2 separate regions of the Homo sapiens genome follow, and region 1 is linked to region 2. A link is an interaction called in ENCODE POLR2A ChIA-PET data of the cell type or tissue named here. Cell type or tissue: A673. All regions are shown on one strand. Links, peaks and the distances in the headings refer to the core of each region. The heading gives the core; the rest is flanking DNA.

Evidence for each region. ChIA-PET counts read pairs that join two places held together with the same protein. Peaks named below come from ENCODE experiments on the same cell type or tissue, not always from the same donor. Only the 100,000 strongest peaks of a DNase experiment are listed, where the experiment ranks them.
Region 1: POLR2A ChIA-PET joins it to region 2 with 16 read pairs; 3 of 35 experiments call an interaction of 5 or more read pairs at or near these places.

What each region holds. Positions count from the first base shown.
Region 1 is chr16:69,324,167-69,329,475 of GRCh38, forward strand. VPS4A (vacuolar protein sorting 4 homolog A) reads left to right here. Exons shown (of 11, transcript NM_013245.3): 11 at 42-2,773. The coding sequence ends at 143. COG8 (component of oligomeric golgi complex 8) reads right to left here. Exons shown (of 6, transcript NM_032382.5): 6 at 2,262-5,013. PDF (peptide deformylase, mitochondrial) reads right to left here. Exons shown (of 2, transcript NM_022341.2): 2 at 2,747-5,013. The coding sequence ends at 4,856. Among named protein-coding and RNA genes, the nearest start is that of PDF, 3.8 kb to the right of the region's middle. In A673, for the core only: no CTCF peak of the experiment used is centred there; a DNase peak (open chromatin) is centred at 4,965; H3K4me3 peaks cover 1,644 bases; H3K27ac peaks cover 1,746 bases.
Region 2 is chr16:69,544,256-69,549,629 of GRCh38, forward strand. No RefSeq gene overlaps it. Among named protein-coding and RNA genes, the nearest start is that of MIR1538, 19 kb to the right of the region's middle. In A673, for the core only: no CTCF peak of the experiment used is centred there; no DNase peak of the experiment used is centred there.

The sequences.
Region 1 (5,309 bases), core at 310-5,309, 220 kb before region 2:
GAGCCTGGCTCCTGCTCAGGCACATACTGTTGCCTTCACAGTCGGACATGCTGCGGTCTCTGGCCACCACCCGGCCCACGGTGAATGCAGACGACCTCCTGAAAGTGAAGAAATTCTCAGAGGACTTTGGGCAAGAGAGTTAAAAGCTGCTTCACTTGGGCAATGGTGAAGGTGGGAGGTTGATTGGGGCAAATCCAGGCACTCCCCATGTCAACAGCCAGACAGGGCTCCAGGGCTTGTCCCAGTCAATACAGAGTTCCCTCTGCTGTCTGGCCGTCTGCCAGGGAGCCAGAAGGAAGGGCCTTGCAGCCACAGAGACACTCCACTGCCCTGGGGCACACAGTGGACACTGCTCTTCCTACTTCCTCCTCTCCTGGATGCTCATCAGCTCCTTCTGCCTCCCCCCCTTTTTTTTCCATCTTTTGTTCCCCTAAATTAATGCTGCTTGGATTTTCATCTTATTTATAAAGATAAAATCACCTGGAAGTGTCAAGGAGTGGGGCGGGGTGGCGGGGGAGAAGCAGCCGTGCTGCCAGGTCACCCAGACCTCCAGACAGCCGGCTAGCCCCACTGCCCGTTCCTTTTACGCCCAAGTTTTGCTCCTTGAGAGCAGATTGGCTGATGCCCCTGCAACCCCAGCCCAAGCTCTGCCTCAAAGACCGAGTGACATAAGCCATTCCCACCCTCCTAGGTTCACATCCAGGGCTGTGTCTTCCTTGGGGGAGGAGATGGTGTCGTTTAGATCAGGGTAAGGCAGTCAGGCGGGTGTTCACCACTGCCTTTTCTTCCTCTGAGCGTGAGAACACTGAACCCAGCCACTGCCCCTGGGTCCCTGTCCTGGAAATGGTCTAATAAATCCTTTTCCCTTCTTGAGCTACCCAAGTGATCTCATCTTTCCTTGACTCTTAACTGAGACTCTGAAGGGCCACCCTTGCTTCCAATTAAAAGACCCTCTGGTTTTCTGTCTCCTCTCTTTTCTAAAGCAGAGCAGGAAACAGAACACTGCAGTTCTTAGGCCTGTTCTCCAGTCAGGTGTGCAAGGCCTCCTCCCCTTAAGGCCTCAGAAGTTTGGCTGGGGATGTTTGTGGGATCCAGACAGTTCTTGCCGTTGTTCGGCCTACAGATCAGAGACTGCAAAGTGGGAGCCCTGCGTACCAGACCCGTCCTGCAGCTGTGTTTGTTTGGTTTGGTCTGCCGCTAACATTTAAAAGTCGAGAGTTGCTGGGCGCGGTGGCTCACGCCTGTAATCCCAGCACTTTGGGCCGCTAACATTTAAAAGTCGAGAGTTGCTGGGCGCGGTGGCTCACGCCTGTAATCCCAGCACTTTGGGAGGCCGACGCGGGCGGATCACAAGGTCAGGAAATCGAGAACATCCTGGCTAACACAGTGAAACCCCGTCTCACTAAAAATAAAAAAATTAGCCGGGCGTGGTGGTGGGCGCCTGCAGTCCCAGCTACTTGGGAGGCTGAGGCAGGAGAATGGCGTGAACCCGGGGGACGGAGCTTGCAGTGAGCCGAGATCGCGCCACTGCACTCCAGCCTGGGCGACAGAGCAAGACTCTGTCTCAAAAAAAAAAAAAAAGTCGAGAGTTGACATAAAAATTCAGAATTCTGACTTCTAGAAGATTAAATTAGGTAATGTTGGGCCTGCGTCCTCATGGGGCAGCCTGTCAGCGGCCACTAAGTAGAGGCTGCTCTGTACAGAAGGGGTCCCCCATCCCCACTCATCTGTGTTGCCTGCCCAGATAGCCCCATGGCCATTTCAGTTTGCGACCCCCAACAGACCAAGGACCCAGAGCTGGCAGCCCTGGACCCACGTCCGGCAGGCAGTGAAGCTGCAGAGGCTGTCCCACGTTTACCCCATGCATATAAACAGACCAAAGTCAAAGCACATTCACACAGAAAGACCTGGCCTAGTAAATGAAGCTTATAGCCTGCAAAGGGCTTTGTTCCAACCTTCCCTCTCCAAAACCCAGTACTGCTCCTCTACCTTTCAAACCTGGTTGGGCCAGAACTGATTACATGGCCAACTCTTGGCTCACACTGGGCTTGCACTGGGCCATTTCTTTGCTCTGGTTCAGAGCCTCTGCAGAAGTGAGCTAACTTTGGATCAGTAGCTCCAACACTTGGCTCCAGTGCTGGCAGGTTACCCCTCAACCATAGCAGCTGGGATCTTTGTGGCTTGGGGGTGCTTGTGTAAGTTCTTGGTTATGTGCCCTCAGCCACCAGGATATGAACCGTGTCTGCAGAGCTTCACTTTAGTGAGCTTACAAGTTTTTAAATTTTTACTTCTAGTTACATTTACTTGAATCAGAACGTTGTTTCCTCATTCCTACTGCTTAAACACCTTGACAAGTCCTAGGGGTTAACAAAGGTTAGCATGGCTATGGTCCATCCCTGTGCTCTAGTTAGAGCGTGAAGACACCTGACTTTCCAGTTGTCTCTCTCCATGACCAGCAACAGGAACCACTGACGCTGAACTTTGGACAGTGGCCTCAGACTCTGGCTGCCAGCACACAACCTGCCATCATCGATGTTAAACATGCTGACATGTGCAGAGGAGTTTCCTCCCTGAAATGCTCTGAAATTCACTTCTCTGCCTGGGGATTCTGTTATAAACCTTCTGCCTACATTGGCTTTCACTGTGGAAGTTGATTTCTAAAACTCTGATGAGCTCACAACGTTGACATGTATATGCGTTTTTTGTGAGTGCTTCCTGCTCAAAGTGGGAGAGATTTTACTGGAAATGCAATAAAGTTTGCATTTTATTGCTACCGATGCCCACCACAAAAGCGTTAACCTCAGAAAGCTATAAGAAGCATCAAAAGATTGCCATAGCCCCCTGTAAGAGCTTCTGAACATTGTCCAAATGAAAGGAGGCTCAGCTGAATTCTAATTTTCCTAAAGACCCATGTTTTTAGCATCTATGAGCTTTCTACAAATCTCCCCATTGGCTGCATCTCTGACCTTGCACCAGTATCTGGTTGGGATTCCCTTTTTTTTTTTTTTTTTTTTTTTTTGAGACAGAGCCTTGGTCTGTCGCCCAGGCTGGAGTACAGTGGCGAGATCTCAGCCCACTGCAACCTCTGCCTCCCAGGTTTGAGCGATTCTCCCGCCTCAGCCTCCCAAGTAGCTGTGATTACAGGCGCCTACCAGCACACCCAGCTAATTTTCATATTTTTAGTAGAAACAGTGTTTCGCCATGTTGGCCAGGCTGGTCTTGAACTCCTGACCTCAGGTGATCTGCCTGCCTTGACCTCCCAAAGTGCTGGGATTACAGGCATGAGCCACCAAGCCTGGCCGGGATTCCTTTTCAAAGTCTGGCTGCACCTAGAGCCAGTTTGCTTCTGCTTGGCCTCATGGGGCCTCAGAGAAAGCCACAAAGGAGGATGGGTCTTTCCTGGGTTCATTTAACTGCCATTTATAACACTTTTTCCTCTAAACAGCTTAATGGACTTCCTACTACTTGTATAGTTTGATTTTCAGGACTCTGTTCAGCAAGAATACCTACTTTACAAAACTCAGCATAAAAATGAGGTGAAACAGTTTAACTAAAACTGGAGTTTGGCTGGGTAGTGTGGCTCACAACTGATCCCAGCACTTTGGGAGGCCGAGGCAGGAGGATTGCCTGAGACCAGGAATTTGAGGCCAGCCTGGGCAACATAGTAAGACCCCCGTCTCTATCTTAAAAAAAAAATAAAAGAATAAAACAAGTTCCTTCACCTCTTGACAAGACAAAGCTGACACTTTTTTTTTTTGAGACAGAGAAAAAAAGAAAACTCTACAGCCAGAATCATACTTTTGAGTCTCGCTCTGTCGCCCAGGCTGGATGGAGTGCAGTGGCGTGATCTCAGCTCACTGTAACCTCCGCCTCCTGGGTTCAAGTAATTCTCTGCCTTGGCTTCACGAGTAGCTGGGATTACAGGTGCTCGCCACCACGCCCGGCTAATTTTTGTATCTTTAGTAGAGACAGGGTTTCACCATCTTGGCCAGGCTGGTCTTGAGCTCCTGACCTCGTGATCCACCCGCCCCGCCCTCCCAAAGTGCTGGGATTACAGGCGTGAACCACTGCACCTGGCCACTTTCTTAAACCTACACATTGGTTGCTGTGATATTAATTCTATTTTTACAAAATAAGTGTATAACCAGGAAGTACTAATCCTGCTTTCTATGCCCAATTGTTAACAGGAAAGGGCTCAGTGCACTTCTCAATTGTCACCCCTGCCCCCAGCCCTGATCCACGGCCTCTACCCCAAGAATGAGCCAAGAACCAGCTGCTCTAGGGATCTCAGCAGCAAAATCCTGCCCAAGGCTGTTAAAATGTGTGGGCACTCATTTACACTCGTGCTGTCATGAAACACATCCTTGAACAGGGACTATTCTCTTTCATTTCCATAAGCAAACTGGCGTCTAAGGCCACAAGCCCTCCGTAAAAATAAGAACTCGGCACAAATGGCCAGTCACATGCTTACCTGCATTTTTAAAGACAGCTTTCAGGTATTTGGGGACTACATTATTACCAAACCTTGGCTTTGGGAGATTATACAGGTCCGAGGAACTCGTGTCTACTGCAGACGAATGCAATTACCCCACCTTCCTCCATACAGAATTGTTAGGAAATGTCCACTCCTTTGGGGGTGATTTTTCTCCTCAAGTTGTAGCCAACATTTTGTCCGTAACTGATTTCAGGGCAAACATTTCTGACATCTTCCTCCAGCTCAGTCTGCCATGCCTTGGCAATCCAGTTTCCTGTCATATGCGAGCCATCCAAGTTGATGCCAAGTAAGATTTGCCCAGCTCAAAGTGAAAGTGTTTGCGTCTTGGTATCCGGAATCCTCAGCCCCAGTAGCAAAGCTTTAGTCATTCACCTTCATCCAATAGACGTTTGTGAACGTCCTGCTGTCCATTTTGTCAATAAACAGGCAGCCCTGCAGGTGGTCCATCTCGTGCTGGATGATGCGGGCTGCCCACCCGCTCGCCTGCCACACCACCTGTTCTCCATTGGGGTCCAGCCCTGCAAAGGAAGTTACAGCCCTGGTGAGTGGGAACAGCTGAACTGCATCATCCTCAACCTCCCTACCCCTGCCCCCGGTCCTGGCTGTTCCCATTGACAAGAGGCAACAGCAGATGGCAAATGTAGACAGCAGCTCCTCTTCTAACTGGAAAACGTCCCTCATCTCGGTCCATTACCAAGCGTTCAACCTGGTTCCCAACTCTGGTAATTAGGTTATCGAGCTCACTGTAGAGCTGAGATGAGAAATCATCTTTCTACGGTGCGACCCTTCCGAACACTCCTCCCACTTCTGAGGT
Region 2 (5,374 bases), core at 129-5,128:
ATGTAGTAAAAGTATGAAAACAACCAGATGACATATACCAACTTCAAAATAGTAGTTCCTTTTTTCTTTTTTTTGAGATGGAGTCTTGCTCTATTGCCCAGGCTGGAGTGCAGTGGCGGGATGCCAGCTCACCACAACCCCCACCTCCTGGGTTCAAGCGATTCTCGTGCCTCAGCCCCCCAAGTAGCTGGGACTACAGATGCCTGCTAATTTTTGTATTTTTAGTGGAGATGGGGTTTCACCATGTTGGCCAGGCTGGTCTTGAACTCCTCACCTCAGGTGATCCACCTGCCTCAGCCTCCCAAAGTGCTGGGATTACAGGCATGAGCCACGGTGCCTGGCCTAGCATAGTAGTTTCTAAGGGGAAGGAGAAAGGAACAAAGAATAGGGAATGAGACTTAAGTGTTCTGTATATGTCTTTTTTCTTTCTAAAAAATGTGAAAACAATATGAAGAAATATACGGAACGTTGACATCTGTTAATTCTGGATTGGGGATATGTGGCATCTATTTTCTGTATATTTTAAATACTTACTATTTTATTTATTATTATTATTATTATTGATACAGGGTCTATCTCTTTCTTGCAGGCTGGAGAGCAGTGACCATCATAGCTCACTGTAACCTTGAACTCCTAGGCTCAAGTGATCCTCCTGTCTCACCCTCCTGAGTAGCTGGGACTACAGATGCACACCACCACACCCAGCTACTTTTTATTCTTATTTATTTGTTTATTTATTTGAGACGGAGTTTCGCTCTGCAATTCTTCTGCTTTAGCTTCCTAGAGCAATTCTTCTGCTTTAGCTTCCAAAGTAGCTGGGATTACAGGCGTGTGCCGCCACACCCGGCTACTTTTTTTTTTTTTTTTGTATTTTTAGTAGAGATGTGGTTTCACCATGTTGGCCAGGCTAATCTTGAACTCCTGACCTTAAGTAATCCGCCTGTCTCAGCCTCCCAAAGTGCTGGGATTGCAGGCGTGAGCCACCACAACCAGCTCTAATTTTTATTTTTTTATTTTTGGTAGGGACAGGGTCTTGCTGTTGCCTCAGCTGGTCTTGAACTCAGGCCTCAAGCTATCCTTCTGCCTCCCAAAGTACAAGGATTACAGGTGTGAGCCACTGGGCCCAGCTGAGATATTTCCTATTTTAGAATGAAACAGAAGGCTGGGCACGGTGGCTCATGCCTGTAATCCCAGCACTTTGGGAGGCTGAGGCGGGCGGATCACAAGGTCAGGAGTTCGAGACCAGCCTGGCAAAACCCTATCTCTACTAAAAATACAAAAAATTAGCTGGGCGTGGTGGTGCACGCCTGTAGTCCCAGCTACTCAAGAGGATGAGGCAGAAGAATGGCTTGAACCCAGGAGATGGAGGTTGCAGTGAGCTGAGGTTGTGCCACTGCAGTCCAGCCTGGGTGACAGAGTGAGATTCCATCTCAAAAAATAAAAATAAAATAAATTAAAATAAAATAAAACAGAAGGAAAAAACTTCACCTTGAGCTGATTTATATGAATATAGAGTTTGTAAGACATTGCTTCATAAAATATCTTCTTCTATTTTAAGCATTGCATTCATTTCACTTCTTTCGTTTGTTGATTTTGTTCTTTGATCAACAGACTTATCTGGAATAGTTTGTACATTGTAAACAGCAGAAATGTTGATTGTTGTGGTTTGATTGGCCTCTGGGGCCTTAAGTCTAGGCATTTTGGCTTTGCTTAATAGTTATGGCCTTTTTCCTTTTATAAAAAACTGAGTGTTGATTTAGATTAACTTGTTGATAATTTCTAGATGGGTCAGTCAGGACTCAGTGAGGTTACAAATGACAGAAAAGTCGCCTATGCTGGAGTGCAGTGGCGCAATCTTGGTTCACTGCAAACTCTGCCTCCCAGGTTCAAGCGATTCTCCTGGCTCAGCCTCCTGAATAGCTGGAATTACAGGCATGCGCCACCATGCCCAGCTAATTTTTGTATTTTTAGTAGTGACGGGCTTTCCTTGTATTGGTTATGCTGGTCTCCAACTCCTAACCTCAGGTGATCTGCCCGCCTCAGCCTCCCAAAGTGCTGGGATTACAGGCATGAGCCACTGTGCCTGGCCAGCAAAAAAGGATTTAGACTATTATGTAAACTTCAGTGATAAAGCAGCAGCAAAATTAGAGAGGATTGACTCCAATTTTCAAAGAAGTTGCACTGTGGGTAAAATGCTATCAAACAGCATCACGAGCTGGGTACAGTGGTGTCCACCTATCATCCCAGCTATTCAGGAGGCTGAGGAGAAAGAAGTGCTTGGGCCCAGGAGTTCGAGGCCAGCCTGGGCAAGATAGAGAGACCCCCCGCCCCCCCACATCTCTAAAACAAACAAACAAACAAAAAAACCCAGCGTCAAATGCTCCAGAGAAATCTTTGTTGAAAGAAAGGATTGATGTGGCAAACTTCACTGTGGTCTTATTTTAAGAATTGCCTCAGCCACCCCAGCCTTCAGCAACCACCACCCTAATTAGTCAGCAGCCATCAACATCTCAGCAAGACCCTTCCCCAGCACAAACATTTCAACCCACTGAAAGCTTGGATGATTGTTAGCATTTTTTAGCAATAAAGTTTTTTTTTTTTTCTGAAACGGAGTCTAGCTCTGTTGCTCAGGGTGGAGTGCAGTGGTGCAATCTTGGCTCACTGCAACCTCCGCCTCCTGAGTTCAAGTGATTCTCCTGCCTCAGCCTCCTGAGTAGCTGGGATTACAGGCGCCCACCACCCACACCCGGCTGATTTTTTTGTATTTTTAGTAGAGTCGGAGTTGCGCCATGTTGGCCAGGCTGGTCTTGAACTCCTGACCTCAAGTGATCCACCCACCTTGGCCTCCCAAAGTGCTGGGAGTACAGGCATGTGCCACTGTGCCCAGCCAGCAATAAAGTATTTTTAAATTAAAGTACGGGCCAGGCGCGGTGGCTCACGCCTGTAATCCCAGCACTTTGGGAGGCTGAGGCAGGCGGATCATCTGAGGTCAGGAATTTGAGACTAGCCTGGCCAACATGGCGAAACCCTGTCTCTACTAAAAATACAAAATTAGCCAGGCACGGTGGTGTGCACATGTAATTCCAGCTACTCAGGAGGCTGAGGCAGCAGAATCACTTGAACCGAGGAGGCGGAGGTTGCAGTGAGCTGAGATCGTGCCATTGCACTCCAGCCTGGGCAAAAAGAGCAAAACTCCGTTTCAAAAAATAATGATAATTAATTAATGAATTAAAGTATGTACAGTTTTTTAGACATGATGCTGTTGCACATTTAATAGGCTATAGTGCAGTGTAAACATAACTTCTATATGCACCAGAAAACCAGAAAATTCATATGACTCACTTTATTGCTTTGGTCTGGAAATGAACCTGAAATATCTTCAAGGTATACTTATATTTGTGTATAATCTTTTGTTGGGTAAATGAGCTGTAAATAACTTCAGTTTATATGTTATCCTTTGATATTTTCTATAATATATTTTGTATACAGATATTTTGAATTTAATGTAGTCCAATATTTTTCTTTATGCTTTGTACTTTTGAGTCTTTACAAAATCTTTCCCTGTTCTGATGCCATAAAGACATTCTGCATTTTCTTCCAAAAATTTTTACATGTTGCTTTTTACCTTTCAAATTTTTAATCCATTTAAAACTTATTTTCATCTACGTAAGGAACTAATTAGTTTTGTGGGGGGGTTTGTATAAATAATTGTTCTAGCACCATTGCGTTTTTCATTTTTTTCCCACTGATTGATTTATAAAGCCATTTCTATTTTACGACAAGTTTCTATATGTATTTAGGCTGTTTCTGGCTTATCTGCTCCTTTAATCTGTTTGTCTATTCCTAAACAAATGTTGCATTTTTTTTTTTTAATAATACGGCTTTATGACAAATGTTTCTTATCTGGCAGGTCGAGTTCCCTCCTCTATGTACTTTTTCCCCCCAAATTATCATGGCTATTTTTGGCCTATTTGTTCTTTCATATGAAATTTAGGATCAGTTTATCAAGAGCCATAAAAAGTCCTTTGGGAGTTTTGGTTGGTGTTATAATGTATTGATAGACAACTTTGTAATATTGAGTCCTTCTATTCAGGAACATAGTATCAGCTCTATTTTTTTAAGTTTTCCTTTGTGTCCTTCAATAAACATTTTGTAAATTTCTCCTTAAAAGTATTTCCCGGTCGGGCACGGTGGCTCACTCCTGTAATCCCAGCACTTTGGGAGGCTGAGGTGGGCGGATCACAAGGTCAAGAGATTGAGACCATCTGGGCCAACATGGTGAAACCCTGTCTCTACTAAAAATACAAAAATTAGCTGGGCGTGGTGGCACGCGCCTGTAGTCCCAGCTACACGGGAGGCTGAGGCAGGAGAATCGCTTGAACCTGGGAGGCGGAGGTTGGAGTGAGCCGAGATGGCGCCACTGCACTCCAGCCTGTTTAGAGCGACATCTCAACAACAACAACAACAAAAAGGATTTCCCATCTTTTGTTATATTTTCATGGGCGTCTCATAGTTTTGTTGCTCTTGAAATTGTATTTTTTATAATTAACGACATTTTTGAATGTCTTTGCCAGCAAGTTGCTGTATTATTTTAATATTTTTCTTGGACTTCCTATGTAGATAAACATTTCAACTGTAAATAACAAAGATTTTTCTTCCTTACTTTGCAACCCTTTCTATTGCATTGACTAGAACCTCCAGGACAATATATAATAGTAGCACTGAGAGGAAAACATCTTTGTCTTCTGTATTTTTTTCTGTTTCTGAGTCAGGGTCTTGCCCTGTCACCCAGGCTGGAGCGCAGTGGCATGATCATAGCTCACTGCATCCTCGAACTCCTGGGCTCAAGTGATCCTTCTGCATCACTCTTCCAAGTAACTAGGACTACAGGTGCATGCCACTATGCCTAGCTAAATTTTGAAATTTTTTTTGTAGAGATGGGATCTTGCTATGTTGCTCAGGCTGGTCTCAAGGGGTCCTCCCACATAGGTGCCCTAAGGTGCTGGGATTACAGGCATAAACCATTGTGCCTGGCCCCTATAACATTTATTTATCTGATGTTTGTTTCTAACCAAGATAGAACGCTTAATTCTAGAACATAGATTAGAATATGTTTCCTGTCTAATTACAAATATTTTTGGAAGTTGAGCAGGAATAAGCTGATTAAAGGACACAGAATTCGAAGTACTCTCAAGCTGGGATCAATTTCTTTAAATTGATTTGCGCATGTAATTTCAAACTTTAAAGAAACAGAAGGAAAAAATAAGACAAAGAGGAGAAACTATTTGTTCTTTATACATTTAAATTTTTATTTAAAATGATGTATTATGAGTAATAATGGAAATTCTAAAATAAAACAATTCATAAGTCTTAC